Linked DNA regions of Homo sapiens: region 1 is linked to region 2. The links are chromatin contacts, found by Hi-C or POLR2A ChIA-PET in ENCODE. All regions are on one chromosome and are shown on one strand. Each heading gives the region's core, a stretch centred on a gene start or an enhancer-like site at or near the end of the contact. The rest is flanking DNA. Distances are from core to core; before and after follow the strand shown. Region 1 overlaps ARID1B (AT-rich interaction domain 1B). Region 2 has its middle 56 kb from the start of ARID1B.

The links. Hi-C counts contacts between places; a loop is a spot of excess contacts on that map. ChIA-PET counts read pairs that join two places held with the same protein, here RNA polymerase II (POLR2A). Pooled maps may share reads with other maps.
Region 1: a pooled map shows a loop between it and region 2 (2.0-fold over the local background). The contact joins two enhancer-like sites. A Hi-C loop is called at or near these places in 2 of 50 pooled maps. POLR2A ChIA-PET finds 5 or more read pairs at or near these places in 5 of 52 experiments (CD4-positive, alpha-beta T cell, H1, HepG2 and 2 more).

Annotation. Positions count from the first base shown.
Region 1 is chr6:156,972,312-156,978,886 of GRCh38, reverse strand. All of the region lies in intron 4 of ARID1B (AT-rich interaction domain 1B), which reads right to left. Among named protein-coding and RNA genes, the nearest start is that of MIR4466, 200 kb to the right of the region's middle. Within about 2 kb of position 2,231, at least 6 of the 41 ENCODE cell types and tissues checked have a DNase peak (open chromatin) inside an H3K27ac peak, as active enhancers do.
Region 2 is chr6:156,718,800-156,724,698 of GRCh38, reverse strand. No RefSeq gene overlaps it. Among named protein-coding and RNA genes, the nearest start is that of ARID1B, 56 kb to the left of the region's middle. RefSeq lists silencers at 2,970-3,264, 4,385-4,704 and enhancers at 2,862-3,410, 3,715-3,784. Within about 2 kb of position 4,063, at least 37 of the 41 ENCODE cell types and tissues checked have a DNase peak (open chromatin) inside an H3K27ac peak, as active enhancers do.

The DNA of each region.
Region 1 (6,575 bases), core at 982-3,481, 260 kb before region 2:
ATGGAATAACATACTTTGATTCTGCTATATTGAAGGCTAAAAGAGTATGTGGCTAGAAAAAGTAATATATCACATTTAAATATAGTCTACTGGAAAGTAAAGTTTATGGTAATTCTTTTTACACTAATAAAACCCCAAATTATATTCTCTTTTGAATCATACTAACAAAGATACTCTACCATGAAACTAAATGAGATTTTAAGTAAAGACCCACCTAACAAAACAACATACTAAAAATAACTTCTGTATAACGACACAAAACAGTCTCTAATAATTTATATCACACAAGAACAAAGGTTTTCATGGTGATGAGATGGATTCTACACTGTATAAAGGGACTTCCATATGTTTATTCAACAAAACTCAAGGAAGATACACAAATTCTGTCCATAACAGCTATGAAGAAATCAAAATCCTGTTTCCCTTTTGTTAGATTCTATTCTCCTAATATTCATTCCTGTCACAGGGACTGCATTTATTTCCCCCTTAAAAAATAGAAATAAAAATCTGGACAAGATCTGTGGTGCAATCATTTTCAAAACACTGACCATCAACAAGGATCTTGGTCCCTGAGAGATGGGAAACAAACCAGGTGAACCCTCTGACTGCCCCAGCAAACTGCCTGGAACACATTTCCAGGCCAAGGTGCTGGGAGCAGAAACCAGGCAGAGTCTGGAAATGGAGCTGGGAATCAGAGGTCAATAAGAGGATGGTGTTTTCAGGGAAGCGTAAGAGACAGGGAAAGCCACCCAACAAGAACGCTCCTGGTATTGGCAGTCTTCCCTCCCATACTCGGCAGAGTCACGTTCAGCCTGTGTGTGTGAAGAAACCACGTGAGGATGGGGAAAGAAGCACCCAAAAGGATTAGAAGAAGAATCCTCAGGGCTCACACAGAAGAGTTCCTGCTCCCACCCGCCAGAGAGGGAAAACCACGCAGAGCCCTTGGGAGGAATCTGCCCGAAAAGTGGGCAGAATCAGTGCAGACCCTGCTTACCCTGTCCCACCTCCCAAAGCTTAAAGTAAGACCCAAAAGGATCAAGCTGTTTCCAAGTAATATGCCTGGGTCCCAGACTAAAGTTCAAGGATGTTTATAGGAATAAAAAGAAAGATACCCAGTCATCAACAAGGTAAAATTCACAATGTCTGGCACACAATAAAAATTACCAGAAAGCAAAGAAGCAAACAAAAACAAAAGCAAACAAAAACAAAAGACCCCAAATGAAGAGAAAAATCAGTCAATTGAAATGTACACAGAACAACAAAGACAATGGAACTGAAAGTCAACAATATTAAATTAGTGTAACTATATTCCACATGTTCAAAAAATATAGAAAAAATGTGCATCTTAAGGTAGAGATATGGAAACCAAATCAAATAACCCAAATTGAACTTCTAAAGCTATAAACTTTAATGATGCATGTAAAAAATACATTTTCACTTTTTCACTGGATAGATTTAATGGTAATTTTTAAATGAAAACGAATAAGCCTGAAATTGAAGACACAGCCCACAAAGGAAAAATAAAACACAAAGAGAAAGAGACTTCAGGGTAGGTCTAATATATATATTTAGTTAGAGCTGCTGTTTAAAAAAAAAAAAAAAGAGGAGACAGGATAAATATCTGAAGAAAAAAACTGACTTGAATTTTTTCCAAATTTGATAAAAACTGTAAATCTACAGATATGAAAGTCAATAAAACACAACCAAAAGACACACAAAGAAAACCACACCAGTCCCATCATAATTAAATTTCTTAAAACCAAGGAGAGAGAAAAATCTTTTTTTTTTTTTTTTTGTAAATATGTATTACATCCCTAGAAAAAGAATTCCAGGATTTTCCCTGCTGTGTGTTTTCATCTTGCTTCCTTATGGTCCATGATGCCAGCCGAGGTTGTCAGTGCAATGAAACCAAACTGGCAGGATGGAAGCAGATTATTCTGCCATTTTTCTAGATCTTTGAGTTGCACATCAAATCTGAGGCTGATCACTCCACACTTGTTTAGCCCGCCTGTGAGGTTCACAACAATTTTCCCAGCTCTGTGATCATCAATGATTTCAAATTTGCCAATGTAACTGAGTTAGGAGTTTTTCCTGCCGATGGGTTTGTGGTCTCGCTAACTTTGATGAATGAAGCTGCGGACCTTCACGGTGAGTGTTACAGCTTAAAAAGAGTCCACGGACCAGGAGAGTGAGCAGCAGCGCAGTTTACTGAACAAAGTGAAAGGAAAGCTTCCACGTGGTGGAAGGGGACCCAGAAGGGTTGCCGTTGCTGGCTCGGGTGACTAGGGCTTATATCCCTGTGTTACCCTCTCCCCTTTCTTTCTTTTTGTCCACTGAGAGTGGTTCTTTTTTCAATCCTCCCTTGGAGTGGTTAATTTTGAATCCTTCACTCGACTGGTTAAGAACTCAAAATCCTGAGTCACCGGGGTCTCTTGCAAAAGTCCCCCGGCCCAGGAAGTCCCCCCAACTCCACCCCGCATAATCCGTGCTGCATCATCACAGTGAGAAACGGGCAATGACCTTGGAGCACAGCTTAAAAAGCACCTAGCGTTTGCCTCTTTTCGGCATTGTTGATGCTCTTGAGAATGTCAGCCAGGACATCCGTGTGCACTGTCAGGCCTCTGAGCCCAAGTTAAGCCGTCATATCCCCTGTGACCTGCACATATACATCCAGATGGCCTGAAGCAACTGAAGATTCACAAAAGTGAAAATAGCCAGTTCCTGCCTTAACTGATGCCATTCCACCATTGTGATTTGTTCCTGCCCCACCCTGACTGATCAATTGACTTTGTGACAATACACCCCCTCCCAGCCCTTGCGCTTATGTACTTTATGATATTCCCCCGTCCTTGTGAATGTACTTTGTACGATACACCCGCTCCACCCTTGAGAAGGTACTTTGTAAGATCCTCCCCCTGCCCACAAAAAAACTGCTCCCAACTCCACCGCCTATCACAAACCTATAAGAACTAATGATAATCCCATCACCCTTTGCTGACTCTTCGGACTCAGCCCGCCTGCACCCAGGTGAAATAAAAAAGCTTTACTGTTCACGTAAAGCTTGCCTGGTGGTCTCTTCACATGGACGCTCGTGACATGCACCACTGTGGTGGCATGGAAAGATGGGGGGAAGAGGAGAAAAATCTTAAAAGGAGTCAGAAAAAAACACATTACATCAAGAACAATAAAATTAAAAAGACTTCTTGCCAAAACAATGAAAGCCAGAAGACAGTGGACCAGTATCTTTAAGGAACTGAAAAAAAAAAAAAAAAAGAAAAAAAAAATACAGTCAAACTAAAATTCTATATCCGGTGGAAAAAAATGTCTTTTGAAAATGAGGCAGTTTCGCACCAAAAGCACAAGTGATTTTTAAAAATGGTAAAGTTGGACTTCAGCAAAATTAAAGGTATTTTTTTGCTTCAAAAGACACCTTTTAAGCAAGTGAAAAGATAAACCACAGCCTGTGAGAAAATATCTGCAAATCATATATATGATAAAAGATGCATATCCATGATATATAAAGAACCCTTAAAACTCAAGACAAAACTCCTCCAATTTTAAAATGGGCAAAATATTTGAATAGACATTTCACCAAAAAGGGTGTATAAATGGCCAATGCACACATTAAAAGATGCACATCATTGATTACTAGGAAAATGCAAATTAAAACCCCAGTCACATCCACAAAAATGGCCACGATGCAAAAGACAAAAGATAAGTGCTGGTGAGGTGTGGAGAGGAACACCGCTTATAAGAATGTAAAATGGTTCAGTCATTTGGAAAACAGTGTGGCAGTTTCTTCAAATGTTACACAAAAATCACACACCCCCAGCAGATTCCACTTCTAAGTATCTACTGAAGAGAACTGAAAATATGTCTACAGAAAGACCTACACATGACTGTTCCTGGCAGAACTATTCAAAATAGCTGAAAAGTGGAAAGAACCCAAATGGCCATCAAATGGTAGATAAAATAAATATGTGTAGTGGTGTTTATAAAATATTGAGATACTGAATGTATGACAACAACAGCAAAAAGGCAGAGAAGGGAGAGACAGTGTGTGCTGCTGTAAAGTTCATATACTGCATGTGAAGGATGTAATGGAACTTGAAAGTAAGTTCTGATAAGTGAAAGCATATATTTTAGTAGCAGCTAAAACAATTTAACAAACAGCTAATAAATTCTATTGTTCCATGTGATGCTTCTCACTGAGTTAAAACAACTCTGCCAGTATCTAAGAAAAAGTAAAGATTTTTCTATGCCTACACTTGGATTTTTAATTATCTGAATTTCATTAATATAAAATATGTCTTGTGTGAAGAAGATGTCAGAGAGTACATGTGGGGGTTTTTGGTTCTGCGTTATGTTTTCAAGGAACAATTTAACCTTTCTCTTCTTCTCCAATCTTAAACAAAATTACAACAGTTTCCTCTTTACCTCTACACAATTGGCTTTTCAGGTACATTAACCAAACAAGATTATTTCTTATTTATCATTCAATGTGTTTTAAATGTTGGTTTGCTGCAAAAAGAAGAGTCAATAATGCTTCCCTTGCAAGAAACTAAGTAAGAGAAATGATTCTGGTACTCACGTGGTTTTGTTATTACAAGGTTTATAAAGATAAAGCTCCCAAAATAATCTACGTGTTTTAAAAATCCTGAACTGTAGGCAATCTGAACTTGTTTAAATTGCACATCTTTATTCAGGCTATTAAAAAAATAAAATGTACACAGATATAAATGAAATATAAATAGTAAAAACTCAAAATCCAAAACTAAACTACAGTTTTCACTTCATTTCTTCCCTAGTCTCTCTCTTTCTCTCTCCTAAAATCCTGGGCATTGTCAGACCTGAATGAATAATGTTTTCAAGTCAGATGCCCTTTGGGAAATCACACCTAAATTAGCCTAGCAAAATGTTGTAGAAAACCATTCCACAAGGAAAAAGTTTTCAGACAAAGAGAGAACTTCTATTCAGGTCACATAAAATCTAACCTGAACAATCAAGAGGTTTTGAAGAAGGAAAAACCACAATCAGAATGATATATGCCAATAAATGTCTTTGAGGAAATTTTTAAATAAATTCGGTAAATATTGAAATAAATTGGTAAGTCAAACTGAACCAAAAATAAGTGGGGGCAGGGACACAGTGGGGGCGTTGCCTGTGGTTCCATCTTTCAAGACAAACAAATCAAGTCTCAGTTCTCCTGAGAGCAGGAAGGATTTGGAGGGCTAAAAAGTAAACTAATATAGAATTTTCTTTTATTTATTTCATTTGCCTCCAACTCCCATCTGATATGGAAATTCTGTGATGCTTAAAAACTAAGTTCTGTTTAAACCAATAACCAAAAATGTTTTTCATTGCATAGCAGTAAAAGACATGCAGAAGATGAGCAGCTTAGAAACTCACAAGTAAAATAACCCTACATATGCTATTAAAATGCATTAAAAAGTAATTTATAGCAAACGATATGGCACAGAATTTGAGAATCAGAAGGGCTGTCAAAGATCATTTATTAACAGTTACTGCTTCATGATAGGAACTTATAAACTACGTATGCGTACACCAGCACAGTTCTAAAGAACTCGCTGTTACCAAAAAATAAAAAAAAAGGTTCTATAATCTGTGCTGTCCAATATGAGCCAACATGACTGCCACATGTAGCTATTTAGATTTCTAAAATTTGTTAAAATAAAATAAATGTACAATTCAGTCCCTTAATTACTAGCCAGTTTTTGAGTGCACAATACCCACAAGTAGCTAGTGCCTACTGTACTGCACGGCACAAAGTCTTAGGCTTTTGCTTATATGATGTGAGACTATTAGTCTGTTATACATAGTCTATACTCTGTAAACTACTATATATGGTTTTATATAATACAATGAGAAACATACTAAACTACCATGTGTTAACTATCCTCAACAGCACTATTAACAGATACCAACCAAAGTATCACTTGAAATGACTTTTTAACTTTATTTCTTTCAATAAAATCAAAATACAAAGAAACTGAAAGTTTAAAATGTCTTTTTACTGGAAAATTTTAAGCAAAATTCTAAAAAGTGACCACCTTTTTGGTGGTTGGTTTGTTAGCACATGGCTTGTTTTAAAGAGGAACATCAGAACTGTAATCAGTCTGATTTCTAAGTCCTGCAGGTCTCTCTGGCTGGAAAAGACTGACACCTGAATCCCACATATTACCAAGGGGAGAATGAGGGTTTAACTGAAAAGGTGAGACAGAAACGAAGCCTCCTATTTTAATCAATAATAATGGAAAAGCATTACGTGCTTATGGTTCTGATTTCAAACCATGCTATCCAAATTTATGTTCACATGCTTACTAAATGTTCATCTTCCACTGGTAACTAAAGAAAAATCCTTCATCAACGTGACACAATCCAATTAAAATAAATATTCTTAATAAAGTAGATCTGTGCAATTTTACACTCAGAAAAGCAAAAGCTGTGGGCACAGGGGAAGGGATAAAGTGGACAGCTCGTCCAGCCCTCAGCACAGGTGCCACCATGCAACCACTGGACACCCCTGGGCCTTTGGCTGGCCCCAATCCCTGCCC
Region 2 (5,899 bases), core at 2,814-5,313:
ATTCTCTTGAGTAAAGTGGAAAGGGATCCTTCACTCTAAGCAGAACGTCAATGACATGGTTTGGCTGTGTCCCCACCCAAATCTCACCCCCCCCCCTTTTTTTTTTTTAAAGACCGAGTTATGTTCTTGTTGCCCAGGCTGGAGTGCAATGGCACAATCTCAGCTCACCACAACCTCCACCTCCTGGGCTCAAGTAATTCTCCTGCCTCAGCCTCCTAAGTAGCTGAGATTACAGGCATGCACCACCACACCTGGCTAATTTTGTATTTTTAGTAGAGATGCGGTTTCTCCATATTGGTCAGCCTGGTCTTGAACTCCCGACCTCAGGTGATCTGCCCTCCTGGGCCCCCAAAAGTGCTGGGATTACAGGCGTGAATCACGGGGCCCCTGGCCCTTTTTTTTTTTTTGTGAGACGGACTCTTGCTGTTGCCCAGGCTGGAGTGCAGTGGTACGATCTCGCCTCACTGCAACCACTGCCTCCCAGGTTCAAGCAATTCTCCTGCTTCAGCCTCCTGAGTAGCTGGGATTACAGGCATGTGCCACCACGCCTGGCTAATTTTTGTATTTTTAGTAGAGACAAGGTTTCGCCATGTTGGCCAGGCTGTTCTCCACCTCCTGACCTTGTGATCTGCCTATCTTGGCCTCCCAAAGTGCTGGCATTACAGGCATGAGCCACCGCACCCCACCCCAAATCTCATGTTGAATTGTGGTTCCTGTAATCCCCACGTATTATGGGAGGGACCTGGTGGGAGTTAATTGAATCATGGGGGCGGTTATCCCCATGCTGTTTTTATGATAGTGAGTGAATTCTCATGAGATCTGATGGTTTTAGAAGGGGCTTTTCCTTGCTTTGCTTGACACTTCTCTCTCGTGAAGAAGACGGGTTTGCTTCCCCTTCCACCATGATTGTAAGTTTCCTGAGGCCTCTCCAGCCATGTGGATGTGAGTCAATGACATCTCTTTCCTTGATAAATTACCCAGTCTCGGGCGTTCTTTAGAGCAGTGTGAGAAGGGACTGATATCACCTACTAGTAAATAACATAAGAAGAGAAGTGGCTGGTGTCACCATGAAGATCACTGGAGACTGCCTTGGATGGTCATGAGCAATGGGGCCATTTCTCAGCTTCTTTCAAACTTCCTGGAGCTCACAGCATGCTAGCCTCATTCATCCATGTGAGCTTGTATGTCTCCTGGATGTCACTTCCAATAGGTTTAGATCACTTTATGAAGCACAATGAGAGGTATTTCCTTTACCTGTAGAAAGTGGTTCACTTTCACTTTTTGTTATCTTCCGGAAGAAAGTCTCTGTTTTTTTAAATTCTAATTTCCAGTCCATTCAAAAAGAAGATGTGAACGAAATCAATATTCTCAATCTTTTTTTTTTTTTTTTGAGACGGAGTTTCGCTCTGTTGCCCAGGCTGGAGTGTAGTGGTGCAATCTTGGCTCACAGCAACCTCCGCCTCCCGGGTTCAAGTGATTCTTCTGCCTCAGCCTCCCAAGTAGCTGGGATTACAGGCACGCGCCACCATTCCCAGCTTTTTTTTTTTTTTTTTTTTTTTTTTTTTGTATTTTTAGTAGAGACGAAGTTTCACCATGTTGGCCAGGCTGGTCTCGAACTCCCAACCTCAGGTGATCCACCTGCCTTGGCCTCCCAAACTGCTGGGATTACAGCAGGCGTGAGCCACAGCGCCCAGCCTGTTGTTTTTTCTTTCTTTTTTTTTTTTTGAGACGGAGTCTCACTCTGTCGCCCAGGCTGGAGTGCAGTGCACAATCTCGGCTCACTGCAATTTCCGCCTCTCAGGTTCACGTGATTCTCCTGCCTCAGCCTTCTGAGTAGTTGAGACTACAGGTGTGTGCCACAGGCCCGGCTAATTTTTTTTTTTTTTTTTGTATTTTTAGTAGAGACGGGGTTTCACCGTGTTAGCCAGGATGGTCTCCATCTCCTGACATCGTGATCCGCCCACCTCGGCCTCCCAAAGTTCTGGGATTACAGGCGTGTTGGCCGCCTCGGCCAATAAGCTCACTCTTTAGGGGGCTGACCTCACCATAGTTTATCCTCCCACCTCCTTTTGTTGTGATGGTCATGCGTTTTATTGTTTGTCTTGGCCTTGGGAATCTGATTGGAGTGGGCAGATCTTCCAGAACAGAATTTTGGTGTAATTGTGGGGGCATCCCAGGGGTCTGGAATGAAGCAACCTTAAGAGAACTTCCTTCTGTTGCTCTACATTCCCGCCTGTGTCTCAGACCCTACATACAAAATCCCAGGGTCTCCGCATTGTTCCTGGGGAGACAGTCAGCACCACCTGGAAAATGACACCAAATGTCACTTCTGCAGCCAGAATTCAAAAGCATGTTAGTTGCTCCAGAGGCAGGGGATATGCAGGCAGGCAGTGTTCAGAGAAAAAAACAATAATTCCCCTCTGTTAATACAATGTAAAAATCTTAAAAACAACTATTTTGCTGGAAACGTAAAAACCTGAGAGCCAGGACAAAACGTGATTCCACATAAAGATGAGAGAAACAGAAAAGAAAGAATTAGGCCATTAGGCCGGGCGCGGTGGTCTATGCCTGTAATCCCAGCACTTTGGGAGGCCAATGTGGGTGAATCACTTGAGGTCAGGAGTTTGAGACCAGCCTGGCCAACATGGTGAAATCCCGTCTCTACTAAAAATACAAAAATTAGCCGGGCTTGGTGGCAGGCGCCTGTAATCACAGCTACTTGGGAGTCTGAGGCAGGAGAATCGCTTGAACCCGGGAGGCAGAGGTTGCAGTGAGCCGAGATGGTGCCGCTGCATTCCAGCCTGGGTGACAGAGCGAGACTCTGTCTCAGAAAAGAAAAGAAAAGAAAACAACAACAACAACAACAACAACAACAGTAAGAATTAATTGTTTTTTAAAAGATCAACTTAGATTTGTTCAGAATGTTCGTCTGACTACACAGTATTGTATCACTTTAATCAAGCATTAGCTTCTCTTCGAGTATCAGCTATCCCAAGAAGATGGGGGTGCAGGGAAGGCAGGGGTGGGGAGGTGTTGCATTCCAATCCTGCTGCCCAGAATTCGTGTCGACCCATTTCCTCATTCATGCGCTGGCCAGGAACACTCCGCTGGAACACTGTGAGTTCAGCAACTTGCATAACAAAGACAGGTCGACACCACCTAGCTCTGGAGGCAACCTTGCAGGATTGCTCCTGAGAGACGCTGGCATATGCCACAGAGGAGGAGAAAGTTCCACAAACAACCCCCGGATCTCTCCACCCAGGTCTCTCTACACCTGGTTTCTCAAGAGCAGATTGCTTAGCCAACCTTAACAATCCCAGAGGAACGCCAGGGCAAGAGGCTGGGTTCCCAGTACCTTTGCCCTAATTTATTGAGGGCTTTAAAAGTAGAAAATAAAACTTTGAACTCAACTCATCTGAAGCTTAATGATTCAGGTGTGCTACTTGCCTTCGGGGGCACCGGAGATCACTGAAGTTAAAGTGACAAAAAAAATTCTGTGAGCTGCAGAACAGAAAAGCGTGTCCAGACCCGACCCAGCTGCTTCTCCTAGCGTATTAACTTGGCAGGAGAAGCACGGAAGTCCCCTGTTCTGCCCTTGTCCTTTTCTAATGGATAGGATTTCCCCTGCTTACGGGCCTCTAATCCTCTCTCCTCTCTGGCCTTCCAGAGTGTGGAGAAAAAGTGCTCTGCTTCAAGAAGAGGGTAGAAAGATGAGGGTGAGAATGGTAGGAAAAGGAGGAAATGAAAATGGCTAGTGAGAAATACTTGGAGAGAAAAATAAAAGTCAAGGGTGAAGTCAGTTCTCATTTACACTTCATTGAAACTTAAGTTCAAATAGCTAGTCCTGCAATGAGCTCATCGACACCACTTTATACAAATATCATAGCCCACATGGGCCTTTTTCCTATCTTACTAGGGAGATATTCACAGCAACCCCATTCAGCTCTGTTAGGATCCACTGTGTTAATTTTTGTGGCAGTGTCCATGTGGTGCTTCTGCGCAGTAGGTGTTGAATGTAGTTCTGAAACTAAGATTCCACTATGACCGACTGCAAAGCAATGTAGTAGTATTTCAGCTTAGATGATATTTAAGGATAAATGTAGCCCTTTTAGTGACAGGGAAAGCTAGGCCTAAAAGGAAGGAGAGATCTTTGGCCTAGCCAAAGGGGAGGTGGGCTGCTGTCCGCACCCTCAAGCGAGAGAAGGTTCCAGGCTTTTCCAGAGTGACCTCTCTCTTCTTCCTGGGGAGGGCTCAGAGCAAGGGTTACCTTTGGATGATTTCTTCTCGCTGAATTCAGCTACTAAGCACTTTGCCTGGAAAGGAAGGGCACCTCTGAGCTATTCCTACCGACGCAGTGTGTGCACGTGTGTGTCTGTGTGCATGTGTGTGGGCGTGTGCATGTGCGTGTGTGTTGCTCCTGACAGGTCCTGAGTGCAGTGCAGAACCACGCAGCGCGCAGCGGGAGGCCTGCAGCCGCTGGGCGTTTTCCCAGGCCGGCCTGCGGCGCGGCCGGCCTCCTGGGCCGGTGCTGGGCGGCTGACACATGCACCAGTTTCGCTGGGTCGGCGCCTCCCCGGGGAGCGGGTGCGGGGCGGGAGAGGTGAGTTGAGCAACAGGGCCCGCCCCGCCCCCGTCCTGGGCCGGCTCTGCGCAGAGGAAGCGTCTGGAACGCCGGCACTGGTGTGTGGCTTTCCCAGGGCGTGTGGTGTGTAAACAAAATTGTTGTCAATCAGGTCGCGTCTTTGAAGGCTCCGAGGGAGCCTGTGAGTTCCAGAAGCCCCGCGGTGGATCCCTGTGTGGACGCAGAGGCTTTTTGCTGGGCGCACACGCACCCCCACCCCCGACAACGTAGATCTTTACTAATTTCAGGGTTTGTGACCTCTCACCTTTAGTCTTTAGTTTCTCTCCTCAGCCCTCCTTTCTGATGATCTTTACCGCCCTGTAACCCTACGTTTCCCAGTCGCCAGAGCTGCTGAGACCGCGTGGCCATGAGGTGGAATTTCCCAGCTTTTTAAACCGGGGCTTTTACCCCCAAGACTGTGGTAGATGGGTCACAGAAAGGACGAGAACGTTCCCAAACCCTCCAGCCTTTGAGACAGAGTGTGTGCTTTAAGAGACGTTAATGGCAGGGCGCGGTGGTTCATGCTTGTAATCCTAGCACTTTGGGAGGCCGAGGTGGGTGAATCACCTCAGGACAGGGGTTCGAGGCCAGCCTGGCCAACATGGCGAAACAACATGGCGAATTTTTAGTCTCTACTAAAAATACAAAAAATTAGCCAGGCCTGGTGGCGGGCACCTGTAATCCCAGCTACTCAGGAGGCTGAGGCAGGAGAATCGCCTGAACCCGGGAGGCGGAGCTCGCAGTGAGCCAAGATCGCACCACACTCCAGGCTGGAGTGTGGAGACAGAGGGAGACTCCGTCTCGGAAAAAAAAAAAAAAAAAAAAAAAGAGAAGTTGATACAAAAAAAAAAAAAACCCAAAAAACAAAAAAACAAAAAAAAAAAACAAAACCAGAGTGTGGATGCCTTGGAACACCCACCTGTGATCCTTGCGGAGCGGGGGTCTTCACCCTGGGGGGTGGACTCTTTGGGGACTGGGTCACCCCTTATTTCTCCGGAAGAGACAAATATATTTCACTGGGGATGAAATGGTTTCTGTACATAATTTAAATAGTGTTTTGGGGGTCCTAGGCATGCAAAATGCAGCTTGACTTGAAGGTGTAATTCTCCTTAAGGGAAAATGTGGAATGCGCCGAGTGTTTTCCTTACCTGCTTTTCAAGCTAGCTTGACTCTGTGTCACTAACGAAGCTGTTGAACCGCGTGCAGATGTGTAATCCAGCCCCTGGCGGAGTCGGCCACACTGTGCTGATTGGCTCTGCCAAGCCTGGAAGCTGGGCT